Regions from separate parts of the Homo sapiens genome. Here region 1 is linked to region 2. Evidence: chromatin loops called from intact Hi-C (ENCODE). Cell type or tissue: mammary epithelial cell. All regions are shown on one strand. Each heading gives the region's core, and the rest is flanking DNA. Links, peaks and the distances in the headings are about the cores only.

Region 1 (12,393 bases), core at 1,393-9,392, 82 kb after region 2:
CCCAGATTCCTAACCTGCAAAATGGTAGGTATAATAAAGTGGATATTGTTTTATTTTTTATTTTTTTGAGACAGAGCCTTCTTCTGTCACCCAGGCTGGAGTGCGGTGGTGTGATCACGGCTCACTGCAACCTCTGCCCTCCCCCTACCACCTCCCCAGGCTCAAGCAATCCTCCTACCTCAGCCTCCCGAGTAGTTGGGACCACAGGCATGCACTACCATACCCAGCTACTTCTTTTACAGAGATGCCTCACCATGTTGCCCAGGCTGGTCTCAAACTCCTGGGCTCAAGGGATCTGCCTATTTTGGCCTCCCAAAGTGCTGGGATTACATGTGTGAGCCACTGTGCCCAGCCTGGATGTTTTTTAAATAACTAAGTTTTGAGGGTAATCTGTTATGCAGCAATAGACAACCAGAACACTCACGAACTCCAGCATTACATAAAATCATTATAGGCCAGGCACAGTGGCTCAGGCCTGTAATCCCAGCACTTTGGGAGGCAGAGCTGGGAGTTTGAGACCAGCCTGGGCAACATAGAGAGACCTTGTCACTACTAAAAATAAAAAAAGAGCCAGGTGTGGTTACATGAACCTGCAGTCCCAGCTACCTGAGAGGCTGAGTCAGGAGGGTTGCTTGAACTCAGGAGGTTGAGGCTGCAGTGAGCCATGATTGTGCCACTGCACTCCAGCCTAAGCAACAGAAAGACCCTGTCACAAAACAAACAAACAAGCAAATTTCAGGTGGGCTAAGGAGTTAATGTGAAAAACAAAACTATAAAACTTTTAAAAGACATTAGAGGAAACTATGTTTATGAATTTGTATGTAGAAGGGGAAGATTTCTGAAACCAGACACAATTATACAAACTATAAAGGGAAAGATTAAAGAATGGAACTGTTAAAATTAATAACTTCTGTTCAGCAAAAGCCACCATAACAAAAAAATAAGCCAAAATTGGGAGAATATATTTGCAATACACATAAGTGACTCAAGATTGGTATCCAAAACATATAAAGAACACCCACCTATTAATCTGTCAAGAAAAATAGGCAAAAGATTTGAATAGGTGTGTCACCATGGCCAATTTGCATGTGAAAAAACCCATCCTCGTTAACCAACAGGGAAATTCAAATAGAAACCACAGTGAGCTATCACTTCATGCCCACCAGGCTGGCAAATATTAAAGATGATATCAAGTGTTGGTAAGGATGTGAAATGAGTGGTAGATCTATACCCCACCTGTCAGAATGTAGACTGACCTAGCTACTTGGAAAACTGAAGATGTACAAATCGTATCATCCAGCAACTTTACTTCTACGGAAAGTCCTGAACAAGGAGCCGTGTCTAGAATGTACATAGCATAGCAAGGGAGTCTGGGAGAGTAAAAACCTGAAAACAACCTAAGTGTCCATCACAATCAATGTGTCCATCACAATCAATGTGTCCATCACAATCAATGTCTCCACACAACGGGACTCAAGGCAGCAGGAAACTGAACAACTCACAGCTGTGGCCAAATGATGCTTCTCAGGAGGCTGGTGTCCAGCAGAAAGAAGCACGTTGCAGAAGGCTATGTCCTGTATCATTCCATCATGTGAAGCCCAAAGATATGCAAACAGAAAGTTCTAGTTAGATGAAGAAAGGCGAGAGAATGGTGAATACACAACTCAGGATGATTAATTACTTTTAGTGTAGAGACAAGGGGACAAGGAACGGGGTGGAGGCCACACAGGAATCTCCAAAGTTAGGAGCAGTAGCCTTTTATGAAAGGAGGGTGTGGGGTGCATGAATGCTCCCAGGATCATTATTCTTTTATTCTATTCAATATTATTATTTAACACTGTTGGGGAGCCCCCACACCCGCCACCCACCCCAGGATTGGCTACTGGCATGGTCCAAGGTGCCACTACAGAACAGCTCTTCCCACTGTGACCAGAGCATTGAGTCAGACAGCCGCCAGGGCAACATGCTGCCGGATTCTTCAGTCACCTCCCAGGAGTAAGAAAAGACTTCTCTTTTCCTTTCCAAGCAGGTTTTCCACCTGAGCTACATCCAGGGAAATCTCTGACTCCATTGGATAAAGGGTGATGTATGTGTGAACTGTGCGTGTGGCCAGAGGAGGAGTGGAGAAGGACAACCAGAGGTGAAGAAAGAGTGCTGGTTAGGGCCAAAGACAAGCCGCGAAATAGGAGAGGTTATGGGAAAGCTCCTCACGGCACCCAAGGAACACGAGGATCAACGCTGAATGTACCAATTACCGCACATTGCGTCTACACTCAGGGCCTGATGAAACCAGTTTGATTCTGGCCAACAGCCAGGGGAAGAAACCCCACTGGGCCCACTTTCACAATGCCCTTGAGGATGGGCCTGGTAAATGGGTACCTTGGAAGGAAGAATAAAGGGTTCTGTCCATTCCTGCCAACTTCTTATCCATGCAAGGTCCTAGCATCAATTAAAAATGCCCCGTCCTGTTTGGCCTGTCTGCCAGGGGGCAGGGTGGAATACACTTGCCTCATCTAATACCAGGGATTGCTCTGCCTTCATTTCTCCTAAAGCAAAACTTGGCACTGGCCCCCAGCGTGGCAGAAAGACAAGCCCGTCCCTTCCAGGTCATTCATTCTTGGCCTCAGCTTGGGGCGGGAAGGTAGGAGACGCATGAAGCACCTCGGGAAAGTAGCCCACAGAGCTAGCTCACGGAGCTGGCCCAACTTCTCCAACCTCAGGGTTGGTATCAAAGGGCTGGGGGAACCACTGTGGCTCCAGTTTGCCTGACTTCAGAACTCCAGCGGTTGGGACTTTTTGGTTTTTATCCCATTCGTCTTTTTTTTAAGTTTCTAATCAGCAAGAATCAGCAAAGCAGCCTTTATGGTGCAATAATTCTGCATGTCTTGTTATAAATATCCCCAGGCAAAGTTAGGGTTATTTCATATGACTATCAAAGTAACACGCCCGCTTCGGTTGCAACAAGGAATCTGTGAGGACTAGCGAGCAGGAAGCTTACCAGCTGCATTGTAAGAGGCCTTTCTTTTAATAAAATGGGCACATATTTACCTATAAAAGAGAATGACCAGCTGGGCACATTCAGAGCCCATGTGACATAAAGATACAGAGAGAGAAATCACATTATTTTTGGAATTAAAAAAAAAAAAAGAAAAATTCGCCCATCCACCCACTTCCCAGGAACAGCCCTCAGTTGTGGGTTTTGGCGACATTGATGTTTACAATAAACTCCCAGAGCTCAAAGGCTCCAGGTCCAGTACCAGAGGCCTTGGATCTAAAGAAGATGCTGTGGTCTGGTTTTCTTAAATGGAGAATGAAGAGCCTCCTCCCCTTCCTCTGAACAAACCTCTGATGAAAGTTTGAAATTGTTAAATCCACGATGAAACGATACTCCTATGGTTCTGTTTTATTTACTGCATTCGATCTTGGTTATTTAGACCCTGATGAGGTTCAGCAGGGACACGAGTGAGCTCACAGAGGGGCAGGACAGAGGCAACAAACCCCCGCACTCTGTTCTTTCCTGTGCAAACTTGCTGCTCGGCCTCTTAAGATTTCCAAACTGCAGGCTCCCTACCAGGGAGGACGGCACAACTTTTTTTTTTTTCCCTCAAACTTCCCCAAAGCTGCAAGTTTGTTCTGGCTAAGAGAGAAATGTCTGTGAGGGGTCCGATTTGGTAAGAAGCTTATTTGTTCACTTATGTTTTTAGTTCACTAAGCACTTCACTTGCCCTGGCCTCTGTGAGGACATTTGCATATTGAATCATCCCAATTTGCATATACAGCAGGCACCTTTCCTCTTCGGACAGATCAGTCCGCTGAGGCTGGACAGGGGAGTAACTGCCCAACAGCACATGCTGCCCAGTCACTGGGGCCTTGGGAGGCTGCCCGCGCCTGTCCCTAATCTCTCCCGTCAGAACCCTTCCTGCTCCCCTTCCTCAGGACTCTCCACTATCCAGGTGGGGGAGAAACACGTGCGCCCGTTAGCTGTGACATGGACCCCACCTGGAGGCGGCTCCTCAGGCTCTTGGTCTATGGATATGGCAGCTGTGGGTCCTCCAGTCAAATCACAGATCTAGATTTTGAGTAGGGAAATATGAGCCCTGGCTATAGGGCCACAGGGACCCTCCCTCTGCCCTTTTTACCTCAAACCCTCTGCCTCTATCTGGAGCCCCAAGTTTTATATCCCCCAGGCGCTAATTAAAGGCCTCCCTTGGAGACCTTCCTGGAGGGCATTTCAGGGCAGCTCCCCCACTCCCATCCCACGCTGAGGTGGAGAATGAATGTATTTATCCTCCTGATCTCCATGACCACGTTTCTGAGCTGTGAGAAGATGTGGCCTGACACGTGGCCTGTGCGCCAGGGCGGAAACAGGAGAGGTGGGGTGGGGAGAGGGCGCAGGCAGCTGCTCCTCTGCCGGGTTCTGCCCTGCATCCGCCCCCTGCGTGGTGTCCAGGGACCAGGTGAAACCCAGACCTCCTCTTCCAGCCTGGACCGTGACTGCCACACCGGCAGCTCTGTGCAGGCCTGGGGAGAGAGAACTAATTTCCTTCGCACCCGAAGTGCACACCCAGTGAAGGCATAACCTCCTCGGGGCTCAACCAGGCACCCATGGCTATACTTGGAAGGGATTTCTTCTCTCAAATCCCTTCGTATAACAGACAGACCAGCCTAGTAGATAACAAACTAGTTCTAGCAAAATGACTAGGGAGCCAGTTGCTGGTTAATGGGCCTTTAGTTGGTGCAGGGCTATAAAACTTGGGGCTCCAGTTAGAGGCAGAGGGTTGGAGGTAAAACAAGTCTATTTGTCTTGATTGCAGAGCCGGAGGCTTCATCCCCCCGGACAATAGGATAATGAAAGGGGAGACACCGATCTTCCTCGAGTTTCTAGCTTGAGAGACAACAGGGAATCCCTTTGGGGAGTGATGGCTGGGATACCAGACTTCTTCTATCAACCTGCGTGAGGAGAAGGGTCTCAGCAGGTGAGGAGATGCAGGGAGCTCTCTGGTCAGAACTGCATGTGAGTAAGAAGGGCTTTCAGGAGGCCCATTGACAGATGCCTAGAAAGCTTGGGGCAGGAAGCATTTGAAAATGCTTAACCCGGGTTAACACTGAAACAGCACAAGCAAACCTGCTGCCTGTGGCTTCCACAAGGCCAGCTTAAAGGGCCTCCTGTGCTCAGTTTCCACCTGATCCCTCTGGGGAAGCCCAGAGGAACATGCCTGTGACTCAAAGGGTGGCCTGTGCTGCCACCAACTGTCAGGAGGACACTGCCAGGCTCTGCCAAGCTGCTTGGGGTCCCGCTGACTTCCAGACTTTCCGCTCCAGAGGAGCTAAAACAAGATGATAAAATCCCTAATTATGGTCTCTGTAGGCACTTCTACCCTTAGGCCCATGCTAGCTGCCAGGCAGCTAAGAGGCTCCCTGGGTGCTGAGTGCCCAGGGAGGAGGCCCTGCTGGATAAGACCTCTGATCCAGCCTGGGCCCACAACCCCTCCATCTCCAAACCTCTCACCAGTCATGAGTTTTCCCCCAAGCGAGGCTGCAGTCAAGGGGCACTTGTTGCCTGTTACCAAAAACACAAATCCCAAAAGTGGGACCTCAGTGGATACGTGTGAGGCTGTCTATAGATAACCCAGAGCTGTCCCTGCCCTCACCCACCCCCACCAACCCTACCAAGGAGGAGGAAAGGATGGTATTGGGGTGGAGGAGACCCCAGAATGGGGAGCAGCAAGGATTCTCTTCAAATACTGATTTGGTGGCAAGGCAGTGACCCCTCACTGGCTGTTCCCTCGGTGGTGGTACCTGGCAGGTAGGTGGGGCCACCCCGAGATGCTTTATCATTAGATCTGCGACCTCTGAAAGACCAAATCAGATGGACGAAGGTGGTTGTGTACGTGCACGAATGGGGGGCCAAGTGGAAACTACATGAAAGCCAGGACCACCCATACTTACATTCGAATAGGCACTATCCTTCAGGAGCACCTGAGTCAAGGGAGTTTGAGATACATGTTCTGTGCAAAACCACCAGCGGGGTCTGACAAGACAGTCTAGTTAACTCCTGTACTCCTTAGCTTAGCTCACAAAAGCTGTCACTCTGCACTCTGAACCAGACATGCCCCAGCTTTAGTTAAGCAATTCTCCAAATAAGACATGGCATGACACCTTCAGCCTTTGCCTAGAAAACCTTCCTGCTTAGCCTAAGTCACTCCTATTTATTCTCCAGGTCTCATGTAAAAAACACCCCAGTCCCTGTCTCTTCCAGAGTAGGCCCTCCTCCTGCATGGCCCACAGGACCTGGCACATGCCGTCACAGCACCCAGCATGCCCCATGTCATTATTTAGTGATAGATGTGTCTCCCTGATTTGGCTCATCTCTGTGGACCCATCACAGTGCTGGGGGTACAATGGACATGTGACAAAATAAGGGTATCACTAACTGTAAGCTATTCGATAAACACTCTTTTCGAGAAGACAAGGAAACAGAAAGGCAGAATGTGAAAGAAATAGGAGTTGAGACAAACAACAAATCTCCCACAGCTCTCGGGCCATACACTACCTGCACCGTCACCTGCTGTGTGTGCCTCACAAAGGCATTCTGATGTGAATCAAAATGGAAATTCAGAATACGAAAGATGTGTGAAGCTGGGCATAGTGGTGCACACTTGCAGTCCCAGCTTCTTGGAAGGCTGAAGTTGGGGGGATCACTTGAGCCTAGGAGTTCAAGACCAGCCTGGGCAACATAGCCAGATCCTGCATCTTAAAAAAAAAAGTGTGAGAATTTGCTTAGAAATGTTAGAGACAGGACAGACTTTAATAATCTCTCCTTTGAAAGTAAGACCAGATAGAGTGAACTGTGGGGTGTTAGCCCCTCTAACTGGAAGAATGGTGGTGTTTCTGTCTAGCAGACAATTCGGATTTCTTCCAACCCCTCATTGCACTAACCTCTTTAAATGCAGTTAATGTATGTAGTCAGCTAATTTGTCCATTGCTTTAGGTTCAGACCCAGTTCTTACATTTGTCTGGCTCAAAAACTGAGTGACATTGCCAGGGTGCATACGAAAATTTTTTTAAATACTACCAGTGTTCCTAGAAATTGTGCATAAATCAAAATGAATTCTAGTGCTGTGTCCTCAGGCAAACTACCTCATCTCTCTGGGCTTCAAGTCCTCATTCTGAAATCTGACTCTATGGCTAGAGTTCAATCCAGTTTTAAAATTCCTAAGCCTGGATTGGATCTGATCCTTAGGCAATGCAGTTTTAAGTAAATCTAATATACAGAAAAGTCCAGGTTTACTAAAAATCAATGAAGGGGTTTGGGAGTACAGCACTTCTCAAAGTTATAATGCCAGTCACCTAGGGATCTTGTTAAAATGCCGATTCTCACTGAGTGGCTCTGAGGTGGGGCCAGGGTTAGCATTTCTAATAAGCTCCCAGGTGATGCCTAGGCTGCTGGTCCGTGGACCATACTTTGAGTAACATGCCTGCTATGCTAAAACCTCAGATTATCTTGCTAAGGCCAGGATGACCAATTTCACCAAAAAGCAATAGTGGAAGAGAGGAGGGGATGGTCTATTCATTTGCTAGGGCTGCCATAACAAAGCACCACAGACTGGGTGGCTTAAACAACAGAAATTAATCTTCTCACTGTTCTGAAGGGCCAAAAATCCAAGATCAAGGTGTTGGCAGGGGGCAGTTGCTTCTGAGGACTGTGAGGCAAGACTGGTCCATCCAGGCCTTTCTCCTTGACTTGGAGATGGCCAACTTCTCCCTCTTTCTTCACATGAAGTAAGGACACACACACTCTATGTGTGTTTCTGTGTCCTTATCTCCTCCTCTTATAAGGACACCAGTCATTGGATTACGGCCCATCCTGATTCTGTCACTGTGACTTATCTCTTTAAAGGCCTTACCTCAGAATGCAGTCACCGTCTGAGGTGCTGGGGGTGAGGGCTTCAATGCATAAATTTGGGAAGGTCACAATTCAGCCCATCACAGATGGGGATCTTCCACCCATTGTCCTGCTCTTCTTTGAGATGGCTGCTAGACGGGTTAGCCACATGCTGCATAGTGCTTAGAACCAAGCAACTTGTTCTTCAGAGTTGCTCATAAACCCTGTGGACTCTGCAATAGTACCATCAGTTAGATACAGTCACAGCTGACTGTAGAGTGATATCAGTGCTAATTAATAGATTGATGTTGCAGGGCAGCAACATGCTTCATGGTTTTATTGCTGGCCCTGTCTTGCTCAACACATTTATGCACAAGTTGAATGAACACAGAAAGTACGCTTATGAAATTTGTGGATGACACAAGGTTGAGAGGGAAAACCAATTGTATAGTTGATTGAAGAACTTGAACTCAAATGTTCTCAGTAAGTGACAGAATCAAAATGATTGTGACCAGCTAAGAATAACAGGCCTAAACAAACAAAATGAAGTATAACCAGATATATTTAAACTTTCCTCTTTAGGTTGATCAAGGCAACTATCAGTTAGAAAGGCGCATCCCAAACTTCAGTGTGCATCACAATCCCCGGGGGATCTTGCTAGAAAGAAGCATCTCATTCAAAAGGTCTGGGGTGGGGGCTGGGCGTGGTGGCTCACGCCTGTAATTCCAACACTTTGGGAGGCCGAGGCAGGAGGATCACTTCATCTCACGAGTTTAAGACCAGCCTGGGAAACATGGTGAAACCCCATCTCTACAAAAAACCCAAAAATTAGCTGGATGTGGCCGGGCACAGTGACTCACACCTGTAATCCTAGCACTTTGGGAGGCTGAGGTGGGAGGATTGCCTGAGCTCAGGAGTTTGAGACCAGCCTTGGGAGCTTGGTAAAACCCCATCTCTACTAAAATACAAAAAATTAGCTGGGTGTGGTGGGTGGTGCCTGTAATCCCAGCTACTCAGGAGGCTGAGGCGGGAGAACTGCTTGAACCCAGGAGGCAGAGGTTGCAGTGAGCTGAGATTGCATCACTGCACTCTAGCCTGGACAACAGAGAGAGACTCTGTCTCAAAAATAAATAAATTTAAAAATAAAATAAAATACATTAGCAGGATATGGTGGCACATACCTGTGGTCCCAGCTACTCGGGAGGCCAAGACAGGGAGATCACTTGAGGTCAGGAGTCGAGACCAGCCTGGGCAACATGGCGAAACTCCATCTCTACTAAAAAAAAATATATATATATGTGTATATATATGTGTATATATATATGTGTATATATATGTGTATATATATATGTATATATATGTGTATATATATGCATATATATATGTATATATATGTGTGTGTGTGTGTATATATATATATATATATACACACACACACACACATACACACACATACACATATATATAAATTAGCCGGGTATGGTGGCACACGCTGGTAGTCCCAGCTACTCCAGAGTCTGAGGCAGGAGAATCGCCTGAACCCAGGAGGCAGAGGTTGCAGTGAACCGAGATTGCACTATTGCACTCCAGCCTGGGTGACAGAGCAAGACCCCATCTCAAAAAAAAAAAAAAGTCTGGGGTGAGGCTTGAATCCTACGTTTCTTGCAAGTTCCCAGTTGATACCAATGCTGCTGGTCCATGGGCCACACTGAATAGTGAGAGTGAAAAGCGCTAGGATGATTAATCACAGTCTTAACTTTGTACCTACAGAATTATGGAATTCTAAGTAGTAAATGGGCACACTGTCTTTCCTACTCCCCAAGCCCCACCTGCTGTGCTGCATTTAGTGTGGGAAGCCATATTTTAATGTGGCCTTTATGATATTAGAATACAACCAAGAAAACAATACAAATACAGAGAAATCTAGAATTTCCACTGTGAGAACTGAAAGAGCTGGGATCCATCAGCCTGGAGAAGGGAATAATAAGTGTAGGAAAGAAAATGGGTAGCTTTCCTTAGATTTTTAAAATACCATTAGGTGGGAGAGAGTAGCCCTAAGCATTTAAAGAAAATCTCAGTGTAGGGTGTAGGGATCAAGAGTCCAGGCTCTGAGGTTAGACAGATCTATGTTCAAATCTTAACACCACTTTCTCTGTGACTTCCAGTAAATTACCTAGTCGCTTGACACAGCAGTGTCTTTATCATATAATAAAAATATTAAGAGTAGTAGCCATCTGCATCAGTTAATTCGGCTGTTAACTGCTATCACAGAAATATTGTGTTAGTGGCTTACACATCAGAGCCTTATTTCTCACTTGTGTGTAGTCCAAAATGGGTGTTCTGGATTAGCAGGCAGTTTTGCACTAAACGAAGATTCAGTGACGTAGGGCTCCTTCCATCTGGTGGCTCTGCCATTTTCATCACCAACCTTCCAAGGTCACCATGAAAGGGAAAGAGCATGCAAGATCATGTGTGGAGCCCAGGCGCAGTGGCTCACGCCTGTAATCCCAGCACTTTGGGAGGCTGAGGGGGTAAGATCGCTTGGGCTTAGAGTTTGAGACCAGCCTGGGCAACATAGCGAAACCTCGTCTCTACTAAAAATACAAAAATTAGCTGGACATGGTGCTATGTGTCTGTAGTCTCAGTGACTCGGGAGCCTGAGGTGGGAGAATCACTTGAGCCTGGGAAGTCAAGGCTGCAGTGAGCCAAGATCGTGTCACTGTATTCCAGCCTGAGTGAGAGAGCAAGACCCTGTCTCAAATACATAAATAAAAAGCTCATGCATGGCAGGTTATCATGAGCCATATCTGAAAGTGTCACACATCCCTTCTGCCTACATCTCATTCGCTGGACCTCAGGCACCAGGCCACATTTAACTATGAGGAGGCTTAAAAATGTGGTCTAGCTGCACAGCCAAGGGAAAACGAGTTCAGTGAACCGCTAGCCCCTCTCTGCCACTCTCTATCAGAAGGCTGTTGTGAGGATTAAGTTAGATAATGCAGGTAAGATGCTTAGTTTGACATAGTATCTGATACATAGGGATCAGTAAATTGCTAGTTATGTGCTTTTGGAAGAAAAAAGTAAGTCCCAAATATTAAATTGTAGGAAGGCAGATTTCAAAATCAAACCAAGACAGAACATAAAGAGTAACAGGACAGTTCAATTGTGAATTCTAGGATAAGGTAGAACTATTCAAGTAGAAGGCTTGTTTCAGGGATGCTGAAGGGAATTCCTTTAGTAGATGGAACGCTGAGCTGGGTAACCTTTAGATATGCTGAGGAATATCAAGAACCTTGGGCTTCACACATGTGGCTTGATTCTAAGTGGATTTATGCTTAAATGTGGTAGACTAGACCACATCAGCATCGTCATTCTTTGTAACCTAGTCTGCATCTTAATAATCAATATCACTCAGTAAACTTGAAATAGACTTAAGCAGATAGAGGTTACAAAACCCTATCTTTTGCTTGGTTTGACATCTTTCTCTCCTTATCTCCATGCCTACCTCTGCATCTTTCCAAAAGATGAATTAAAACTTCATCTTGGGAACCTCAGATCTGAGTACTCCCTAGAGATAACCGAAGAGACTGATCATGAAAGAAATGTGAGAATCTGGTAGCTGATTGTTCCTATGTTAACATCTTAGGCCAAGCCTGCTGTTTTTGGATCTTTCCATACTGCATCAGATAGATTTTTCTGCAAGATTCTCCCTAGAGTATGTGGAAACTTCTAAGGGCCTTTTCCCCAAACCCCTGCCAACTATTGGTTTAGTTATTCAATACATTCATACATAGTAGAGAGAGGATGGCTTTTTAAAATTACAGTAGGCAAAACACATATTCTTTTAAAAATTAGTTAAGATCTGTTTAATATTCTAGGCACAAAAGAAATCTGATAAAAATCTGCACTGCCTGTAGTGGTCTTCAATTTACAACTTGCCACCAACTCCCAGCTCCAGAGGCTAATGCCCAATGGTGGCATCTGCAGTTAAGTCAATAAAGCTACTCTTGATATTTCTCTAATTTCCAAGTCTCCTCAGTGATGCATCTCTCCCCAGTCATTCTGAGTTTTGCTCCCTCCTTTCCTTCTCCAATAACACAGGTCTCCACCTGAAAGCAAGCCTGCCAGTGTCAGATAAATTAACTTGTTTGGTTTAGTGGTACCAGACCCCTAGCTGCTTTTGGAAGCAGACAGAGAACAGTAACTGATATTTTCCAAATATTAGCATGTTCTCATTTTAGGAGAACTAGAGTCTCCTGAAGTTCTTGGAGATAGAACCTTGGTATATTTATATTTAAAATGTTCTAATACTTGGTATCTGTTAGAATCAACACTTCCACATGAAATAAATTTATGATTTGCTCATGGTGTGGAGAATTTCCTTAAGAACTGTTAACATGTAAATAGCATGCGAAATCTCAAGTCTTCTGAATACATTCACTTGACTATACGGTACTACTCTAAACACCAGGACGACACTGTGTTAACCACACCAAAGACATTTCTCA
Region 2 (12,393 bases), core at 2,103-10,102:
GACATTCAAAAGTTTGTTCAATGTATAAATTAATGATTGGGTAAAATATTGTACTCAGAGGCCAGATCCTCCAAAGAATGAAGGGAAAATAATTGAGTAACGTTATTCAAATCATAAAGTTACATTTAAAGGCTGGGTTGGGTTTATTTCATATAACCTTATAGGTAGGGACGGTATTTATATATAAGGTTATATCAGATATAACCTTATAGGTAAGGAACTGTATTTATCCCTCTATCCCTACAGAGAAGAGCCCTGAAACTCTGAGAGGTTAAGTGGCTTCACCTTAAGAGTCAGTGTTCTTTGGGAAATGGGGTAAGAGCCAGGCCTCCAGCTCCCACTCTGACTCCATGATGCTTATTGTTTCCTCCTCTTTGATAACAATGGTTCTATTTATTTATTTATTTATTTATTTATTTATTTATTTATTTATTTATTGAGACAGTGTCTTGTTCTGTCACTCAGCCTGCGGTGCAGTGGCATGATCCTACCTCCCAGGCCCAAGCCATCCTCCCACTGAGTAGCTGGGACTACAGGCACACACCACCACATTCGGTTAATTTTTAATTTTTTATAGAGACGGGGTTTCACCATGTTGCCCAGGCTGGTCTTGAACCCCTGGGCTCAAGTGATCCACCCTCCTTAGCCTCCCAAAGTGCTGGGATTATAGGCATGAGCCACGGCTCCCAGCCTCATAATGATGGTTCTCAAACTCAGGGGCAGGTTAGAATCAACTGGGACTCAACAACAACAACAAAAAATTGCCTGCCCCTACCCCTCAAAGATTCCAATTTTTTTTTTCCAGATAGGGTCTCACTCTATTGCCCCGGCTGGAGTACAGTGGTGCAGTCACAGTTCACTGCAGCATAAACCTCCTGGGCTCAAGCAATCCTCCCATCTTAGCCTCTCAAGTAACTGGAACTACAGGTGCATGTCACCACACCTGGCTAATTTTTTATGTTTTTGTAGAGACGAGGTCTCACTTTGTTACCTAGGCTGGTCTCGAACTCCTGGGTCAAGTGATCCTCCTTGGCTTCCCAAAGTGCCAGGGTTATAGGCATCAGCCACCATGCCCACCCCAAGTGGGATCTTTGGATCCCAATTTTATTGGTCTGGAGCAGGGACTGGGCACAGGATTTTTTAATGTTTCCCATGTTCAGCCATATAGTCCAACACACCCCTTTTGGAACTGTGTTCTAAGAGTGGTTTTTAGACAAAAGGTCAAGTTGTCTATGATATTTCAAGCCACTTTCTTCTCAAGGCAGCCTTCACCTTATTCCCTAGCCAAGGGCATCTCTGTTAGTGCTGGGACATGGGTTACCCATGTGAGCCCTTCAGCCCCCGAGGAAGCCAGAGCTCCAGGCCAGTCACTTCCTGCCGTGAACAAAACTCTTGCTACCCTAGTGTCATACAAATATGGCACCATCATTTTCTGTGTGTATCATGACTTGGAACAGTTTGGAAAGGACCGCCTTGGACTGGGCAATGGGATAAATGGGTCTTGTTCTTATTTGCGTGTGGGTTTCTGAAGTCCTTTTCTTTCAGGCCCACATGTCCAGTGTGCAAGCCTGCCTGCAGCCAGGGACAAAGTTGACTTTGGACCAGTGACCTTGCCACTTGTCTGATGGCTCGTTGTTTGTACCTATGAAGAGAAAGTTGTTAGCAACAGTCAGTGACCAGCTTTGATCCTTGCACTGTGTGCCCACCGGAAAGAATGGTGCACTTGACAACACTGGGATATTGAGGGCTGCTCTCCAGGCTGGGAGGATTGAGGCCCATGGCTGTGTTAGTCACCACCCTCCTGCTGTGCCCTCCTTTCTTGTTGCTGCTGGAACAGTAGACCCCAAAACACCCCGCCAATGCAACAACCAGTGCGACACTCAAGGTTCACACTCCTACATGGAACACACATAAGCACGCATGCATGCATACACTCACACACCAATCCAGGAAACTTTGTTTAAATTTTTATTGTAAAAATATGCTCTCTGGGCCAGGTGCGGTGGCTCACACCTGTAATCCCAGCACTTTGGGAGGCCGAGGTGGGCGGATCACTTGAGCTCAGGAGTTTGAGACCAGCCTGGGCAACCTGGTGAAACTCCATCTCTACTAAAAATACAAAAATTAGCTGGGCATGGTAGCATGCACCTGTAGTCCCAGCTACTCGGGAGGCTGAGGCATGAGAATCGCTTGAGCCCGGGAGGCGGAGATTGCAGTGAGCCGAGATCACACTACTGTACTTCAGACCCTGGGCGACACAGAAAGACTCTATCTAAAAAAAAAAGCCCTCTAAACCTATGCCCTAGGTTTTAAAACAAATAACAGATCCGCCAGTAGTCTTCGGTGCCTGGCACAGAGCAAACACTTGATAAATATTTGTTGAATGTGAATGAATTTTGCTTAGTATCTCCCTTTATGACCTGGAGCAACTCAGCCACCCCAGGGCAGCTGCAGTGTGAAAGTCAAACATTTTGAGTCTTAGGTGCTAGAGTAGCCTTAGGACCTGCCTGGCCTAGTTTAATATGGGCAGCAAAGATTTACATCGTTTTTAATTCAAGGCACAAACCAGAAAGGAATTTTCTAGTCTCGCTATCCTGGAGGGAAAGAGCAATGAACCAGATTAACAGAAGAGTGTCCCCTGCCTTCAGAATGCTTTCCTCCAATTGATAGCTTTTCCCTAATCCCCCTGTGTCAGGGTCATCTCGAGGTACTTCTAATGATGCAGATTCCTGAGCTCCACCTGCTGTTTACTTAATCTATATCTCCCAGGTTGTGAGGAAAATCTTTAGTTTTAAGTTTCCCCACAATCCACATGCCTCTCCAAGTCAGGGCACCTGAGCTGCAGAGAAAGGTGGTGAGATGTAAACGCGTCACCATGCAGTACCATGGGCACCATGGTGGTGTGGCAGGAGACTCACTGGCAGAGTGAGGCCTTTCCTATTGACTCTGGCACAATCCACATCGCTTGGGACAATAATACTGACTGTACTCGTTTTTGATCAGTCATGAATAATATCATTGAGCAACACCCCAGGCATTTTTGCTCTGTTTTTTCATCGTATTTCGAGTCTACCCTTATCATACCAGAAAGAACTTTTATAATAATAAACCATGTGATTGATTTACTCGTTTGAAAAATTCATAAGCATTTCATAGAAGATTCAGATAATCTCTTACAACGTTAACATGTGACAAATATGCTCCACTTTACTGTGTCTTGAGAACAGTTCCATTCAAAGGGGTTTAAAATTTTAGATGTTATTTCATACAGCCCAGCCCACGAATCTCACACATCTTCTTTCAAGGATACCTATGCTATGCGTATGCTAGGCTGGAAGAAAATCCCGTACAAGTTATTCTCAAGCTGAGGAAATGTTTTTTATCAGGCCAACGTGGAAAATAACCTTTACCCCCAACTCCCAAACAGAAGCATTTATTCACACCCCAAAACCATGATGTTATAATTTTCATTTAAATATTCAGGATTGAAAGAAAAAAAACAGGCCAGGCACAATGGCCTGTAATCCCTACACTTTGGGAGGCCAGGCAGGAGGATTGCTTGAAGCTGGAAGTTCAACACCAGCTTGGGAAACACAGGGAAACACTATCTCTAACCCAAACTTCCTATGAGTAGTATCAGAAAGTCCCTCTGAAAGATATCTCATGGGTCCACTGCCACATAACTGAAACATGGATCACTGAAACGTGAGCTATGTTAGGAGAAGAGTCTGGTCCACCGCATCACCAGACAGTTCAGTCTATTATTATTATATAAGTCGCGTATAAAAATACCATTTCTTTTTACTAAAAATGCAGGATTTATAGCCTCAGTTAGATGAATTACCAATATTTGGCTTCTGAAAGATTACTCTCAAGCTGCCTGGAGATAGGAAGTGGTGACAGTTTGTCCCCAAAGCAGCCAGCTGCGTTGGTGCAGAATGCTTTCCGTGCTGGCCTTTCGAAGGTACCCAGGATGGTCCTGGTCCGAGCAGGGGATGAGAGTCAGGTGTAATCTTACGAGGTGTGTGTTTTTCATGCGTTCATATTTCAACAGTAGGCACCTGGAAGCTCCAATCTGACGGCAGTGACATTTGCAAATGAAAATGTTTTTTAAAAATCATGTTTCAGTGCCACAATTTTATCAGCTATTTGCCCGACTGTCTGAATCTATTCAAGACGTGGTATCAGTGGAAAAGACACTCGTTGGATAATGGCTTCCTGCTGCTACCGAGTGTCAAATGCCAAGTGTCAGTTTGCTTAGTAATAACATTGCTGTTTATCTTTTCTGGTGGTAATGATTATTTTTATTCTTATGCAACTTTTCTTATTGTGTTCTTCATATTCAGAAGATAAATTACAACTGTACATAACAGCTAACCACCACTTTCAAACAGTGGCAAACCTTGCCAGGCTGGGAGGGCTTCATAGCTGAAGGGTGAATTTGAGCTCGCCCAAACTTGTTTCTGTGATCGGAGCTGAGTGTGTTCCTGAACTCCCACCCAGCCTCGTTAAACTTGGCGAGGCCCCTCCCACCCCGCCAAAAATTGATTTTCAAAAAATAGCTTAGAAAGTCCTGAGGGCTTTAGAGCTTACCTAAAAACTGAAAACTCTCCTAGTCTCAAAGCAACACAAACAGTCAATATAAAAGAAAAAAAAAAGAATGCTCTTTTAAGTATATCCCACTGATCTGTAATCTTAGGGGCCCTAAAGAAGGTACATCATTAAAACATCATCATTTTGATGATACATTGCAGAAGGAACAAAATGGCATTAAGGGTGGAATTCAGAGAAAATGGACTGGAATAAAGGTTGTTGTATCAACCAAGGAAACCTAGGGAACCACGTTAAAAAAAAAAATGAAGTTCCATTCTTCACCCTAGCTTGATGTCTATAACGATTAGAAAAGCTGAACAGGGAAGATATGGTTTGTATTTCCAAGTACACCATGTGTCAGGCTCTTGAGGAACCCATTGATAATTCTTTATGCAGATTTTTAAATTAGAAAAGTATTTCTTTCTCACCCAGGCCTTCTGAATGAAAAGCTAGTGGAACAAGAAGTTATGGGAAGTGAAGTCATCAAACTACTACTAAAACTTTTCAATGCCTGTACATGATCATCTTAAAAGGAAGAGGAAAAAAATGAGGAATCCTTCTTAGCTGGGAAACTTTTATTTCTTGAAATGATTTTCAGGTTAGGGCTTGGTTCTGTTCTTTGAGGGGTAGGGAGAAATATTGATAGATATTCCTATCACCTAGCATGGCTATGGACTGGCTTGGGGCGTCTAGGTAAATTTTTGAACTATGATAAACCACGACTAAGCCCAGAAGGGCGTAGACAATTGCACAAGACACACACCTACAGACCGTGCATTGTTGGCCACAGTGCACCCAAGGGCAGAATGCTGTCAGCGCCTTCTTGGGTATTTCCCAACCACACACACCCACAAGTGTTGTCTTTGAATCATTAGCTGATATAAACTTAATATTTTTCACATGTCATTTTGATTTGGTGGCTATTTAAATAAGCTTGCGACATAAATTAGAAACCTTAAGCTTCTCAGAGCGTAAAGCCAACCAGGCACATCCTCCACTGTGATTTGAAGAAGCAATTAGACATTCTTAAAATGTTGGGTAATATGGACTTTTGATAGATTCTTTAAAATGTCTATATACTTTTGAAGTTGTATATTAGGATTCTTGTCCAATTTTCAGCTTTCTGTCCTCCTTTTCAAGAGATATAGCTCACAGTCCTGAGGCTGTCTCCTTCCTTTGACTTTGTCATTGCAAGGCTTAGGTTCTGAATGTGTTTTTAAGCTTCCTAGTCACTCTGACATCATAAACGACAGAATAATTCATTCCTTTTCATTCATCCAACCACCTTTCAATACTGTAGATATTTGAAGAGATATTCCGTTGACTGATACCATCAATGAAGTCGTGTGTGTGTGTGTCTGAGTATGGAGGGGTAAGGTGGGGGTGTGAAGGAATCAGGGTAGATTCAGTTACTTGCTTCCAGGTATCTTCTGTTAGGTGTCCAAAATGTATTTACCTAGTCTCTAAGTAAATTACGTCTATTTTCTAGTTCTTTCTTTTTGAATTAAGCGCTGTGTTAAGCCTCTGGTTTTTCACTTATAGGTAAAAAGCAAAAGATTTAAATACTGTTCTTTTGCTGGCATGATTGCAAGTGGGAAAAATTGTTAAATTGAAAATAGATATAGCTGGTTTGGCCATACTCCTCTCATAGTGTCATATAATTAATCTGACGTTTTTATATGAAGTGACTGCAGTGACATGCAAGTTAATTCCAACAGTCTGGAACAGTAAAACACCAAGGGAAATAATCAAAAAATAGGGAGAGACGGGGCCACCTGGAGAGCAGCAGTCACAGGGGGACGGGCCCAGAGTCTGTTCCATTTGTTAGAGCTATTGACACCACAGATGAAGAATCAAGAATGTTTCTTCACACAGGAAGGCCCCAGTCCAGTATTTAGGGTTGCGAATACTGAGAAACCCAGGAATAGGAACAGTCCTTCCAACACAGATTAGGTTCATTGGGAACACATGCAAAAGAGTTCGTTCTGTAACAAAGAGCGCAACTGCGAGATGAAGAAAGATTGGCAGGAGGTGCCAGAGCAGGAAAGGAGCTGGGACTTCTGGGACAGACGGACACTGTGAGTCGGGGACAGCATCGAGCATGTGCTGGCCCTCACTCTTCAGGGACAATAGACTGCGTAGCTCAGAAACCCTTGGCAAGTTACTCGATGGCTCTATAACTCAGTTTCTCCATCAGGAAAATCAAAATACTTTATAGAGCTGCAATAAGATTAAATCAGGGCCGGGTGCAGTGGCTCACACCTGTAATCCCAACACTTTGGGAGGCCAAGTGGGGCGGATCGCTTGAGGTCAGGAGTTCGAGACATGGGGGCTAACATGGTGAAACCCCGTCTCTATTAAAATACAAAAATTAGCTGGCCTAGTGGCGCACGCCTGTAATCTCAGCTACTCAGAAGGCTGAGGCAGGAAAATCGCTTGAACCCGGGAGGTGGAGGTTGCAGTGAGCCGAGATCATGCCACTGCACTCCAGCCTGGGCAAAAAAAAAAAAAAAAAGGATTAAATTAGATAATCCATAAAGTTTTTAGCGGAGTACTTGATACTCTTAATACATGTTAGCTATTTTAACATTTTTTTCTCTGAATAGCAATTATTATTGTGAAATGGAAAACACATTATGGAGTTTTAAATTAAGAGACTAAGGAGTGTATCAGAAATACCTCCAAATATAGAACAGTGTTGAGAGGAGGGTGGGCGTGGGCTGTGGGGCAGGTTCTGTGCATATGCTCATGCTTGCCTGCCCAAATAAAAAGCAAGGGAAAACCTAAACAGAAACTGTTCTAGCTGAAAAAAATACTAAATTGGGCTTCCCAGGGAGGTTATGATGATCTGATCCTCAACTGATTTTAGACAAATAGCCATTTACCCTAGAAATCATGTTTAAACAAACACTCAAGTCAGAGAACAGGCCCAGGTGATCTTAAAAGTTTTCTTTCAATTCAAGATGCATGCAGGATTTTCTATTCAGTCAGAATTCTGTTTTGGCATAGCACACTGTCTCCCAAGGATGCAAATCTGTCAGCATTTACCAAGGCCACGCACAGTGCTTTACTGAGCAGCAGAATGGCCACAGTGAGGATGTGGGTCCCAGCTGGGCCCTGCGGTCCAGCTGCCTGGTTGTGAATTCTGGCCTTACCATTGATTAGTTGGCTAGGTGTCCTTGCCTCTAAAATGGGGATAATGGTACCTACCTCATGGAGGTGTCAAGACTCTATACTGTGCCCTGCACAGATGAACACTCAGTTCAATGTAGGGCTTATTAGATATCCACTTATTCCTCATGAGAATTATTTGAGGTAGGTATTATCCCATTGCTCAGGTGAAGAAATCAAAACTCAAGGCAAGTTTCAAACCCAGGTCTATGGGTCTTGGAGCTGAACATGCCAGGAAGTTCCTAAGACATGACTGAAGGACTGTGCCAAAACTCTTGTGAATAATGGCGCCCTTATCTACCCCGCTCAGGTCAATACTGAGAGAAATGCTCCTCACTGGCTGTGTCTGTACGTCACCCATCAAACATCATGTTCTTTCCTGCCTCCGTGGCCTCCCTTCAGCTGAGCTCTTGGGCTAAAATCTCTTCTCCAAGCCCCTGTGCCCTTCCCCTTACTCCAAACCCTGCAGAGTCATTGCCTCCAGCAGGAGGCCTTCCCTGCCTGCCTAGGCCGGCTGGTTCCCTCTCCTCTGTCCTTCCGTGACACCCAGTGGGACCATATCATGCCCAGTTTAAGGCCCCAAAGAGCACAGGGAACATGGTGGGCATTCAGTAAATGAAGAAACAAAAAGTCTACTTATGTCAATTCTAAAAAGATTCAGTTTCATTGTAATAGTACTTTTCATAGTAAACAGTCAATGTAACCCTCTAATTTTTAAAAATTTTCTAACCGAAGTCAGGGGAGGATTAATAAGCTTACCAGAGAATCAGCTACCCCCGAGTGGCCCTGAGCCCTCAGTGATGGATTCTACAAAACGCCGAGTTCCTGACTTGTTATTGCACTCATACTTTTTCTTATATTTCAAACTTGCCTTTCCTTTCTCCCCTACTTTCTTCAGTTCTATGTATCATTTAAGAAAATGATGCCACCTCAGGGAACAGGTACTAGAAACATTATCTCCTCATAAGTAGATATAATTTGTTTTGTTTGTTTTTACTTAGAAGGTATTTTCCCCCTTCTCTTAAATTACTTCTATCCATTTCTATAACAAGCTCTGAATTAATTTTTATCTGTGTTCATGAAATATAGATGAAATTTCTTGAGTCTGGAAATCTTAAAGAGCTAGTCCTAGAATTTTTAACAGTTATAATACTTTAAACGAATTAAATGCTGTTTATGATAATGCAGACTTCTGAAACAACAAATTGACTGATGATATTTTTTACACTATAATTATCTCCAGCATCGCATTCCCTTTTTTAACAGAAAAACTTTTTATTATGGACATTTAAAAATATATGCAAAACAGGGAGAATACTTTTCTAAAGGTTTCATATATTAACCTAGCATTTCCTTCCCTTCCCCCCACTTTGTTTCATTCCTCTCTCATCTCAGCAGAAAGGAGGCAAAGGTTGCAACACCATCTCCTCTCTCCACGACTCCTTCCCTTCCTGCTGTCCTGAGTTTAGGTTGCACGTGCGGTGTCAGCTCTGCACATGCCTCTCATGTGTGCACACACACACACACACACATCTCCGTTGTGCATGCCCACAACTTACACACCTTCACCCAGCCTCCACCCTGGATTTGTCTATGTTAGGTTTCAGATATTAGGAAAAAAAGTTGGTTGAGAATCCAAATTAGTAACCATAAAAAAGTATGAAGCTACAAGTGCTTCCAAAAACAAAATGGTTCAATAGAAAAATACTCAGGCTGGGCGTGGTGGCTCATGCCTGTAATCCCAGTACTTTGGGAGGCCTTGGTGGGCAGGTTACCTGAGGTCAAGAGTTCAAGACCAGCCTGGCCAACATGGTGAAACCCCAACTCTACCAAAAATACAAAAACTAGCCGGGCGTGGTGGCAGGTGCCTGTAATCCCAGCTACTCGGGAGGCTGAGGCAGGAGAATCACTTTGACCCAGGAGGCAGAGGTTGCAGTGAGCCGAGATCATGCCACTGCACTCCAGCCTGGGTGATAGAGCGAGACTCACTCTCAAACAAAAAGAAAAAAGAAAAGAAAGAAAAATACTCTTTAAATCAGATTTTTTAAAATTAATTCCCTGCTGAGTGGTGGGCTCACAGCAGATTGTTCTTCTGTTTTGCTGCTCCTTCACCGTCTATACTTTTCCAGTTGACAACATAAGCAGGTATCACTTTTATAATTAAATATCTCCAAATGCTAAAGATGTCATTTGTAAGTAGCCTCTGAATCTCTTAGCCAGCAAAATAATTCTGGACCAGAAACTAAATGAAATCTTTTCCTAAAGTCCAAACCATATGTCCCATGGCTTGGAAGCCTAGACATAGAGAAAAAGAGGCATTTCTTGGCAAAGGAGAGCCAAATGGATAAAAGGGCCCAACCACCCGGGCCCTTCCCTTTTCTCGCCATCCTCATCCTGTGGTCCATCTGTCTTTGCACTTCTTTCCCCAGCCTCACCCCTGAGCAGGATGTCTCCACCCTCTCTGGGTTGGTCCATCCTGCAGCAATGCAGATGAGCCCTCCCTCTGTAATTACCATGCATGGACCACAGGGGAGAGTTGAAAGGATTAACCTGCTGGCCTCTCGGTAAAGCCAGGCCTGGTGTCGAGTTACATGCCTTGGTTCATGAGGTGGCATGGGGTGCCCTAGACAGTGCAGCATGGGAAGGGTGGGGGGTACAGAGCCTAGAGCCAGAAGACAGCTTCGGCAGAATTGGCAGCCTCTTCAAGCTAAACTTCCTTAGCTGTAAAGTGACAAATCCCGTAAGAGTTTTCAGGATTAAGTGTAGGGACACAGCACATAATAGAACAAGAGCTGCAAGGTAAGTGGAGATGAAACCTCATGTGTACTACTCTTCCCAGAGGTTTCCATTGCCCTGAGAATCCTCTTTCCCATCCCTCCTTAGGCCTCTTTATGATTGTACCAGCAGTTTGAAAGGAACCTCAGGAGTCTTGGGGTGTTTCAGTTTGGTTTGGTTCAGTTCAGTGTAGGGTATCTTCTCAGTCTACCAATGATTTCCTTGACCTCATTTTAAAGATTAAATGAGATATAAACCCTTAAAGCAGCCAGCTCACTCTTTGGCACATAATGCTATTCAATGAGTAGTAACTGGCATTAGAGCCATTGTCCCCCGTAAGCTTGAAGTTGACCATTGTGCCAATCACCACAGGGGCAGCATGGTGGGGTCTGGAGCCACCTCTGTGTCTACCCAGCCATGCATCCTTGAGTGTTACATATTTGTGACTCGGTGTCTCCATTTGTAAATGAGAGGCTGAACTTGGTTGTCCTGGAGATCCTTCACAGTTTAAGAAAGTATGCTCTGACACTTCAGAATGACAGGGTCTCAATTGATGTTGACTTGCCTCCTCGTTGGTCTCTCTGCTCAACCTCCTTTACACTGGTTCTCAACTCAGTTGAGACTTGGAGAGTTTTTTTTAAAAAAAATACAGATGCCTGGGCTTCATTCCCAACCAATTACATCAGAATAGCTGGGGATGGGGGCCCAGCATCATTATTTTTTCAGAGTTGCCCAGGTGATGCCACTGTGTAGCCAGGGTTAAGAACCACTGCATTATGCAAATGATGTAGTCAAAGCAAGGCAAAACAGACAGGATTTGGATAAGCCAGAAGCTGTGTCTGTGAGAAGGCGTGATTTCAGATGTGGCACCTTGACTGTCTCACTCCTAAATGTGCTCTTTTACTTACTGTCCCTGACAACATAGCCTGACACCAGTCGCTATTGCCCTTGAGACCAAATCTAAACTCCTTGACCCGGCTCACATGGCTTTTTACGATCTGGCTTCTGCTGCTTCAGCCTCATTTTTCAGCCAGCCTGACTACACCCCAATAGAGAGTAATCACATGGCAGGGTTTGGCTACAAGCCTTTGTATCTTCCGCACCCTTCTCCCTGCTTACCTAACCTTACCTCCTGCCCCTGTACCTGGCCAACTTCTTCTCCTTCAGGTCTCCAATGAGCTTTCTCTTTCTTCCCTGCCAACCCCAGATTGAGTTAGGTGAGCCAGGTGCACCTCCTGAGCCCACTGTGCACACCCAGTGACACACTTGATCACACTGCACTTGACCCACACTCCCAGCCCCGACGACTTAAATTCCACAAAAGCAAGGACTGTGGCTTATTTACTACTGCATCCCCTGTATCTGGCATAGTGAGCCCCCACTAATACTGGTGGAAAGAGTGAATGAGTAACTGAATGATTACACAAGAAACAAAGAAATTCTTAAGAACCTGAGTCACAGGAAATTAGAGATATCAGGTCCATAAAATGAATGAATACACAAGAAAAAATTCTTAATGAATGATTCACGCTAAGCCAAATGTAGGATCCTAGCCCCATACTCTCTTTGACTTAAGACCATTCTTTAATGCACAGTGTGGACAGCACACGATGCCAGGGAGAGTGGAGAGAACCAGACTCACTTCCCACCAAATGGGCTTGGTTTCCTCAGAGATTAGGTCTTGCATTATTTGCTCTATAAACAAGAGTAATCAACAGAGTGCTAATTTTTTTTTTTTAAGACAAAGTCTCGCTCTGTTGCCCAGGCTGGAGTGCAGTGACATGATCTTGGCTCACTACAACCTCCATCTCCCGGGTTCAGGCAGTTCTCTGCCTCAACCTCCCGAGTTGCTGG

The links. Hi-C counts contacts between places; a loop is a spot of excess contacts. Peaks named below come from ENCODE experiments on the same cell type or tissue, not always from the same donor. Only the 100,000 strongest peaks of a DNase experiment are listed, where the experiment ranks them.
Region 1: a loop joins it to region 2, with 4 times the contacts of the local background. A loop is called at or near these places in 4 of 110 quality-filtered maps.

The regions. Positions count from the first base shown.
Region 1 is chr18:26,398,437-26,410,829 of GRCh38, reverse strand. No RefSeq gene overlaps it. Among named protein-coding and RNA genes, the nearest start is that of LINC01543, 18 kb to the left of the region's middle. In mammary epithelial cell, for the core only: a CTCF peak has its summit at 5,252 (motif pointing left); a DNase peak (open chromatin) is centred at 2,919; H3K27ac peaks cover 783 bases.
Region 2 is chr18:26,480,651-26,493,043 of GRCh38, reverse strand. The region is part of intron 2 of KCTD1 (potassium channel tetramerization domain containing 1); the gene reads left to right. Among named protein-coding and RNA genes, the nearest start is that of KCTD1, 62 kb to the left of the region's middle. RefSeq lists an enhancer at 11,338-12,393. In mammary epithelial cell, for the core only: no CTCF peak of the experiment used is centred there; DNase peaks (open chromatin) are centred at 4,433 and 5,373; H3K27ac peaks cover 4,297 bases.